Linked DNA regions of Homo sapiens: region 2 is linked to region 1. A link is a contact called in ENCODE Hi-C or POLR2A ChIA-PET data. All regions are on one chromosome and are shown on one strand. Each heading gives the region's core, a stretch centred on a gene start or an enhancer-like site at or near the end of the contact. The rest is flanking DNA. Distances are from core to core; before and after follow the strand shown.

What was found. A loop is a pair of places that touch in the nucleus more often than their neighbours do. ChIA-PET counts read pairs that join two places held with the same protein, here RNA polymerase II (POLR2A). Pooled maps may share reads with other maps.
Region 2: a loop to region 1 is called in a map of CD8-positive, alpha-beta T cell, with 4 times the contacts of the local background. The contact joins the promoter of CLUH here to the promoter of SMG6 in region 1. A Hi-C loop is called at or near these places in 2 of 168 maps with a recorded cell type or tissue (CD4-positive, alpha-beta memory T cell and CD8-positive, alpha-beta T cell), 2 of 37 single-sample maps with no recorded cell type and 11 of 50 pooled maps. POLR2A ChIA-PET finds 5 or more read pairs at or near these places in 1 of 52 experiments (H1).

Annotation. Positions count from the first base shown.
Region 1 is chr17:2,301,044-2,305,127 of GRCh38, reverse strand. SMG6 (SMG6 nonsense mediated mRNA decay factor) reads left to right here and starts at 1,343. Exons shown (of 19, transcript NM_017575.5): 1 at 1,343-1,495. The coding sequence starts at 1,408. SRR (serine racemase) reads right to left here and starts at 1,178. Exons shown (of 8, transcript NM_021947.3): 1 at 1,111-1,178. RefSeq lists silencers at 1,094-1,313, 1,504-1,713 and enhancers at 1,215-1,941, 2,271-3,085.
Region 2 is chr17:2,710,452-2,714,574 of GRCh38, reverse strand. CLUH (CLUH binding protein of NUMT mRNA) reads left to right here and starts at 2,811. Exons shown (of 26, transcript NM_001366661.1): 1 at 2,811-3,013. The coding sequence starts at 2,914. LOC105371592 (a long non-coding RNA gene) reads right to left here and starts at 2,266. Exons shown (of 2, transcript NR_136412.1): 1 at 2,176-2,266; 2 at 1,742-2,093. RefSeq lists enhancers at 1,546-2,441, 2,442-3,338 and silencers at 2,503-2,682, 2,813-2,932.

The sequences.
Region 1 (4,084 bases), core at 94-2,593:
CTGACTTTCTTCTTATGCTTAACCTTCCGGTGACAAAGTGTCACGTAAAAGGAACTGAAGGAGTTCTGTCAGAGGTTGTGGCAATCCCTTCGGCTCAGACTAAGGAATAATTGGTAACTATTCTGTGATGGGTGTGGGGTAAAAGCCTATGGGGCTGTGGAGGGGCAACAGGTGGAGGCAGGAGGCCTTGGGGAAGGGAGCTTCACCTCTGTACAGTTCTCCAAAAAAAGATTCAAGTACCAGCCTTCTGGTATAGTTCAATTTTAAAGATGGGAAATTAAAAAGTCAACCTGAGATCCACAGCAGTAATTTTTTTCAAGAATCCATAGTGACACAGAAATTCCCAAATTGACTTTTTTTTTTTTTTGAGGCGGAGTCTCGCTCTGTTGGAGACTCCCGGGCTGGAGTGCAGTGGCGCGATCTCGGCTCACTGCAGTCTCCGCCTCCCGGGTTCAAGCGATCCGCCCGTCTCAGCGTTCCGAGTCGCCGGGATTACAGGTCCCAAATGGACTTATATGCCTCCTGATGTACTTCCTTCCACACGATTCCAACTATATCGTATCTAGTTTTTAAAAGTCAGGGGGCGGCCGGGCGCGGTGGCTCACGCCTGTAATCCCAGCACTTTGGGAGGCCGACGCGGGTGGATCACCTGAGGTCAGGAGTTCGAGACCAGCCTAGTGAAACCCCGTCTCTACAAAAAATACAAAAATTAGCCGGGCTTGGTGGCGTGCACCTGTAATCCCAGCTACTAGGGAGGCTGAGGCAGGAGAATCGCTTGAATCCAGGAGGCAGAGGTTGCAGTGAGCCGAGACCGCGCCACTGCACTCCAGCCCGGGAGTCTCCAACAGAGCGAGACTCCAACTAAAAAAAAAAGGGAATAGTAACAACTACTCTTAGCAGATCTTCAAGGTCCCAAGTAATGGCCCGCGGCGCTAGGCCGGGCCTGTGGCGGGAGAGCCTGGCCTAAGGTGTCCAGAGGAGCCCAGGCTGAGGGGTGTCTCTGTCAACCCGAGTCCCAGACTAGCAGTGTCCTTGGTGTCCACGACAACAGCAACGGCAGCCACCGCCGCAAACGCCCGCCTGGCCTGGCACGGCCCGGCCTCGCCTCACCTCAGCTCACCGGCGCCGCGCCTCCAGCTCCAGCCTCCGCGCGCCTCCCCGGCCGCACCTCTGCGCACGCGCAGCGCCCGCCCGCCCCACCCAGGCTCTCGCTCCGGTCCCGCCCCTCTGGAACCGGCGGCGGGCGCTTTTCCTCCCAGCGCGGCCACCGTCGTTCGGAAAGGGAGGGCGGCAGGGGGCGGGGAAAGGCCGGGAGGTGGGCGAGCGCGCGCGCCGCCCGTCTGTGGTGGTTTCCTGGCTGCGCGCGGCGGTGGCGGAGCCGCTACGGCTGTAGCAGCAGCCGCGAAGATGGCGGAAGGGCTGGAGCGTGTGCGGATCTCCGCGTCGGAGCTGCGCGGGATCCTGGCTACTCTGGCCCCGCAGGCCGGGAGCAGAGGTGAGTCGCGCCGCCCAGCTCCTGGGCCGGGCCTGCCCGCCCCGCCTCCCTCTCCTCCTCCTCTGCCTCCTCCCCGCTCGGCCCTCGGCTCCGGAGCCCCCGCCCCTTCCCCCAGCAGTAGGCGCTGGGGCCGCGGCGGACCCTCGCTGCCCTACCTCTCTCGCGGGTTAGTGCGGGGTCGGGCTCGGCCAGTCCTGGCCAGCTCCGGGAGAGCCTGGCCCGAATTCCTGCCTCCACCCTCTTTCTCGCCGCGAAGGTGACTGTTCCTTTTGCCCCAGCCCTCTCAGACCCGCCCCGGATTCCCAGGCATCGGGAGACGCGGAAAGGAGTGGGGTCTGGTGGAGGCCCCGGGCGTATCGCTCTCCAGGCCGCCCTCCGCGGGCCTGCCCCGGCCACCGCTTTAACGTCGGAGAGAAGGAATTGGGGAGAAAGGTTTAAGAGCCTGCGACTTCGTTGCTGAACTTTTCCCCCCCAAGACAGGCTTCCGAAAGCTGCGCCACTGGAGGGATCCGGGACCTCAGACTACTCGGGTTTGGCCCTGGCATGTGTGGGAGCAGTTTTTATTAGAGAGAATGCTCAATTTGCAAGTTAATTTCAAGTCTCCAGCCACGTCAGGAAAGTAAGAAAGATTCTAAGTGTCTCACCTCTCCTGCGTTAGGCAATAGAGTTGTGTAGAATGGTAGCTGTGATAGGTGCCTTCTCTAGGTTTGCGGCCAGTCTGTGAAATTGGTTTTTGTTGATTAACATAATTGGATTATTAAGGCTATTTTCTCCCGCTGCTCTAGAAAGTAGTAGGAATAGCTTTCCCCATCCCCCCGCCCCCCACCAAGTTACAGACTGCCGAGGGTGAGCTATTCTTGGGTTAAACTGCTTTATCTTTGTGGATACTTCATGAACCTACCTTTTAAACTTATGAAAATAGTGAAGCACTATCCAAAACCTCAGTCTCTTTTCTTCCCCTTTTCCTTACACCTACAAACAGTAAATGTACTTGCTGGAGCATATGATTCCTGTTTTGGGCTTGTTTCCATTTATATTTAGAGAGCAATACTAGGATTAAAAACTTTTTTATTGTTGTTATTATTATTTTTTGAGACGGAGTCTAGCTCTGTCGCCCAGGCTGGAGTGCAGTGGCGCGATCTCTGCTCACTGCAACCTCCGCCTCCCGGGTTCACGCCATTCTCCTACCTCAGCCTCCCCAGTAGCTTGGACTGTAGGCGTGTGCCACCACGCCTGGCTAATTTTTTGTATTTTTGTAGTGACGGGGTTTCTCCGTGTTGGCCAGGATGGTCTGGACTCCTGTCCTCGTGATCCGCCCGCCTTGGCCTCCCAAAGTGCTGGGATTACAGGCGTGAGCCACCGTGCCCGGCCAATTTTTTTGAGGCAGGGTCTCACTCTGTCTTCCAGGCTGGAGTGCAGTGGAGGGATCTCAGCTCACTGTAGCCTCCCCCTCCTGTGCTCAAGTGATCCTCCCACCTCAGCCTTCCGAGTAGCTGGAATTACAGACCTGCACCACCACACCTGGCTATTTTTTGTATACGTTATAGAGACAGGGTGTTGCCATGTTGCCCAGGCTGATCTCGAACTCCTGGCCTCAAGCAGTCCTCCCGCCTCAGCCTCCCAAAGTGCTGGGATTATAGGCGTGAGCTACTGCACCTGGCCTATGCTAGGATTTTATATAGCATTCCATTTGTGTACTTGATAATATTCTCCCGAATTCTGTCACTTTTCCATTGTAATGTTTAGTGGTTACTTTTGATAACGGTAACAGATACTTTTTTAAAAAACCAGATACTTAAGTAAGTATCTGTCCGCTGGGCTGGAGTGCACTGGCGCGATCTCCGCGTACTGCAAGCTCCGCCTCCTGGGTTCACGCTATTCTCCTGCCTCAGCTTCCCGAGTAGCTGGGACTACAGGCGCCCACCACCACGCCCGGCTAATTTTTTGTATTTTTTGTTGAGACGGGGTTTCACCGTGTTAGCCAGGATGGTCTCGATCTCCTGACCTCGTGATCCACCCACCACGGCCTCCCAAAGTGCTGGGATTACAGGCGTGACCCACCGCGCCCGGCCGAGAGTGGTTTCTAAAGTCCTGTATTATTCTTAATTCTTGAGTTCCCAGTTGTTGGCATTTTGAGAGTATGTCACAATCTTTCCATCAGCATCCAGGGAAAGTTCCCTTATGGAACTTTTTTCTAATAATTCCATCATCACAGTAGCAGTTAGTGTCAGTATTCTAGTATGATAGTCTGAGCAGTATTTTGGTAACTCTGTGAGCTACTGTTAGTGAGTTGGTGAGGATGGGTGAAGTTGAAGAATGGGAAAAGAACTGCTTGCTGTTTAATTCACCAGCAGGTATGTTATTTGGTAATTGGTATCTTGAAGAAGAGAATCATCCTGGTCAAGTTTAAAGACTAAAGTTGCATTTTTTTTCTCCAGAGATGTCCAGGACTGATAATTGTTATAATACCCTCCCTCCTTTTTCTCCTTTTTTACTTCTTCCTCCTGCTGTTATGTTAAAAGAACTTAGCCACCCAGGAAAAAGTTAGAGGCGGAAGAAAAGGCTGAGGTGGATTCACAGGCTCTATAG
Region 2 (4,123 bases), core at 1,562-4,061, 410 kb before region 1:
GGAGAATCGCTTGAACCCGGGAGGCGGGGTTGCAATGAGCTGAGATCTTGCCACTGTTCTCCAACGTGAGCTACACAGCGAGATGCTGTCCCAAAAAAAGACTATGATGAAAAGACTTTGGTGGAAGCTGTGTGAAAGCAAGAATCAGTCTGCTTAATGTGTGGTCAGAGGTCAGACCACCAGACTATGGAGAATGTGATCAGAGGATGATTTTTTTTTCTTTTCTTTTCTTTCTTTGCTTTCTTTTTTTTTTTGAGACAGGGTCTTGCTCTGTCGCCCAGGCTGGAGTGCAGTGGCGAGATCCTGCAGCCTCAACCTCTTGGGCTCAAGTGATCCTCCTACCTCAGCCTCCTGAGTAGCAGGGACTATAGGCGCACACCACCACACCCAGCTAATTTTTGTATTTTTTGTAGAGATGAGGTTTTGCCATATTGCCCAGGCTGGTGTCCAACTCCTGAGCTCATACAATCTGCTCTCCTCGGCCTCTCAAAGTGTTGGCATTACAGGCGTGAGCCGCCGCACTCGGCTGGATGATGCTTTTTATACGTGTCTGTTTCTCTAACCCCAGGCTTGCTGCTCTTCCCCAACCCCCAGGGTTAAAACTGAGCTTCCTATTATGAGTAGCATTAGCAACATGCACGGGCTTCCAACTTCAGCTGCACTGGGCCACTAGGCACAATTCTCAAAAACCCTGGAGTTTCATGAATACAAACTAAGTACCCATCAGTCAGGTGACCGGCTAAAAGAATTATGGTACAACCAAACAATACAACATTATCCAGCGTAAATGGAATGAGAACACCTACTGAAAGCGTGTAAAAAAAAAATCAGAGTGAAGAATAGCAGGTACAATTTTCTGCACATTTGTGTAACAAAAGAGGAACGAGTGTGTGTATACACATACGTATATACACACGCACACATAAGTATGTATGTGTATATATACACACATATATACACACTTTTATATATATTGATTATAAATATATATATTTTATATATACACTTATATATATACACACTATATATATACACACACTATATATATACACACTATATATACACACTATATATATATACACACACTATATATATATATGCACACTTTTTTTTTCTTTTTTTGAGACGGAGTTTCTCTCTTGTTGCCCAAGCTGGAGTGCAATGGCGCGATCTCGGCTCACCGCAACCTCCACCTCCTGGGTTCAAGCGATTCTTCTGCCTCAGCCACCCGAGTAGCTGGGACTACAGGCGCACACCACCATGCGCAGCTAATTTTTGTATTTTTAGTAGAGACGGGGTTTCACCATCTTGGCCAGGCTGGTCTCTAATTCCTGACCTCGTGATCCGCCCGCCTCTGCCTCCCAAAGTGCTGGAATTACAGGCGTGAGCCACCGCGCCCGGCTTTTTTTTTTTTTTTTTTTTTGAGACGGTGTCTGTGTCACCCAGGCAGGAGTGCAGTGGTGCGATCATAGCTCACTGCAGCTTGGAACTCCTGGGCTCAATCTGAGCCGTCCTGAGTGATACTCCCAGCTCAGCTCCCAAGTAGCTGGGACTACAGGCGCGTGCCACTACACCTGGCTTTTTTTAAACAATATTTTTTGTAGAGACGGGGGTTTTGAAATGTTGCCCAGGTTGGTCTCAAACTTCCGAATCCTGAACTCAAGTCATCCGCCTGGCTTCGGCCTCCCAAAGTGCTAGGATTACAGGCGTGAGCCGCTGCACCGCCCGGCCGAGAAGAATCTTACCAGTTCTCATCTTCCTTCCTCCCGTTTAAATGCTCACATCAAGTCGCTGGCTTTCCTCACCACGTGCTCTCCAGAACAAGGTCGGCTTTCCTTCGCAATTTGTGCGAGGCCCTACCTAAGGCCCTCCCAGCCCACCTCGGGAAGCTGAAGCTTTCCAGTTCTCATTAGAGCTTGACAAACGCTCCGAAGGTTATAGGCCTCGGGTGCTTCCCAAAGGCCCCCTGCGGCCTGGCCAGGAAAGACCCACCGGCGCTCTCTGCCTGGAGCACTTCAACTCACTGCAAGACCTGGTCCCAATGTCCCCTCTGCAGCATTCTCTGACCTCACCGTTCCGTCCCCGCCAAGCCCCTGCCAAGTGAAAAATACGAGTTAAAGCGTCCTGGCTGTGGATGGAGTCAGACCCGGCTCTACCCCTTGCTCTCTGTGTGACCTTGGTCTCGGCCTCCTCCACTGTAAAATGAGGACACCAGCCTGGAGGTGAGGACCCATGGGTCGAGGACGCGGGTAGGGAGCCCGTTCTGGCTCGGGGCAAAGTTTGGCGGGTCCATTCTGACTCTTGATCCCCATTAGCCACGTCTCGCCCTCGCCTCTCGTGCCCGTGCCCTAAGCGACCCTCCACTCCCTCAATAATCCAGCCGCACCCATTCGGCGGGAAAGGGCCTGCCGGGTGGGGAGGGCGCTGAGGGTCACGCGAACACCGCAGATGACAGACTGCGCGGTCATTTAGCAAATCTGCAAGAGAAAACAGGGGATCCTTGGAGAGGGGAGGATTAGCCATGGCAGAACCAGACCAGTCTCCACCCAAGGTCACAGTGCCCGCCCGACGGGCAGCGAGCAGCAGGGAGTCTCCCCGAGGCCCCGCCCCGCGAGGGCGCCCAGCCTCCCTGGGCCTTGAGTCAGAGTGCGTTGCCTTTAAGACGTTCTGGAAAGTCACCGCGTCCGTGGGCGGGGAACCAGGCGCGGCGCGTTTTGTCCCTCGCGGGCCGCCGTGGGCTGGGCCGGGCGCGAGGGTGGGGCAGGGAAACGGCGGCGGGGTCAAAGGCCACGGCGCGCACCACGTGGGCCGGTGACTCCGTCCTTCCCTCAGCAGCCGCGGCGCGCAGGGCACTTGGGTTAGTGGCGCGGCGGGCGGCGCGGACAGCCGAGGCGGACGCCCGCTCCCGCCACCATGGTTATCAAGACGGACGAGTTGCCGGCGGCCGCCCCGGCCGACAGCGCCCGGGAACACGGCTCGCAGGCCGGGGGCAAGGGGCGGCCGGGCGCGGCCGGTGAGCGGGGCCAGGGCCAGCGGGCCGCTGGGCGGGGGGCGCCGGACCAGGGCGGGCGGGTTCGGGACTCCGCGGGGATCGCCGCCTTCCCTCCGCGTCGGGCCCGGTTGTATCTCGCTGGGGCCTTCACCGGGTCGCCCCCGCGCTGAAGGTCACCTTCACAGTCGCCCCCGGCTGCGGCCCGGGTTTCGCACGTGCGGTCCCGTGGAGGGCAGCCTCGGCTGGCACCCTCGGCGGGCACACGCGCGCCTCATCGCGGGGACACGTGCGCGCACACGCGGTTTCGGGGTGCGCCGCCGCCGCAGACCGAAAGAATCGGCGGCCCCACCCCCTCTGCGCCCGAGCATGGGAGCTCTCTGAGCTGGGGTCGCTCCGACGTTTGCGGGACAGCCCCCTTCGGCACCTGCTCCGCGGCGGCCTCCCAGGCATCCCCTGTGCGCAGGGCTGCAGCCCTGGGAGTGAAGCTCCGCTCGAGGCTTCCCAGGCTTGGTTTGTGGGAAGAGCACGAGGTGCGGGGTGTGCGTTGTGAGGGGCGTCCCTGGTTCATGCCCTGAGGCCAGGCTATAACCGCAGGTCTTCAGGCTGTGGCGGAGACTCTCAGGTGTGTTGGCCTGCTCGGCCGACCTGGTGTAGGGGGCGTCTGCCTTTGCATGGGGCAGAGCCAAACTCCTTGGCAGGGGGAAGTGTTTGTGCCAGAACTTGATCATTAACCTGCCTTATTGCGAAAAGTGGGTCAGACCAGAGTTGCTGTTTTTAAGGCAAAGGTCGTTAGTGTGGAGTCAAGCTCCCAGCGATCCCCCATGGGGGCTGTATGGTGGTGACTGTGGCAGTGGCTGCAGCTTGTCTCGGGTGGGGCCTGCTTTCCCTTTCTCCTGAGCCCCTTCTCTTCCTTCTGTTCCCTCCACCGTGTCTCAGACTCCAGCCTTGGGGCTGGAATCCCCTTCCCAGGCCCTCAGTCGTCATCTTCCTCAGGCCCTCTTTGCTCTGGGTGGCAGTGGAGGTGCAGAGCTACTCCTGTCCCCCAGTCCCTCCCTCCTCCGTCGACTGTCCTCAGTTGGGACTTGTGGTCTTAACGCCTCATCATCTCCCTTCCTAGCTTCAGTGAGTGCG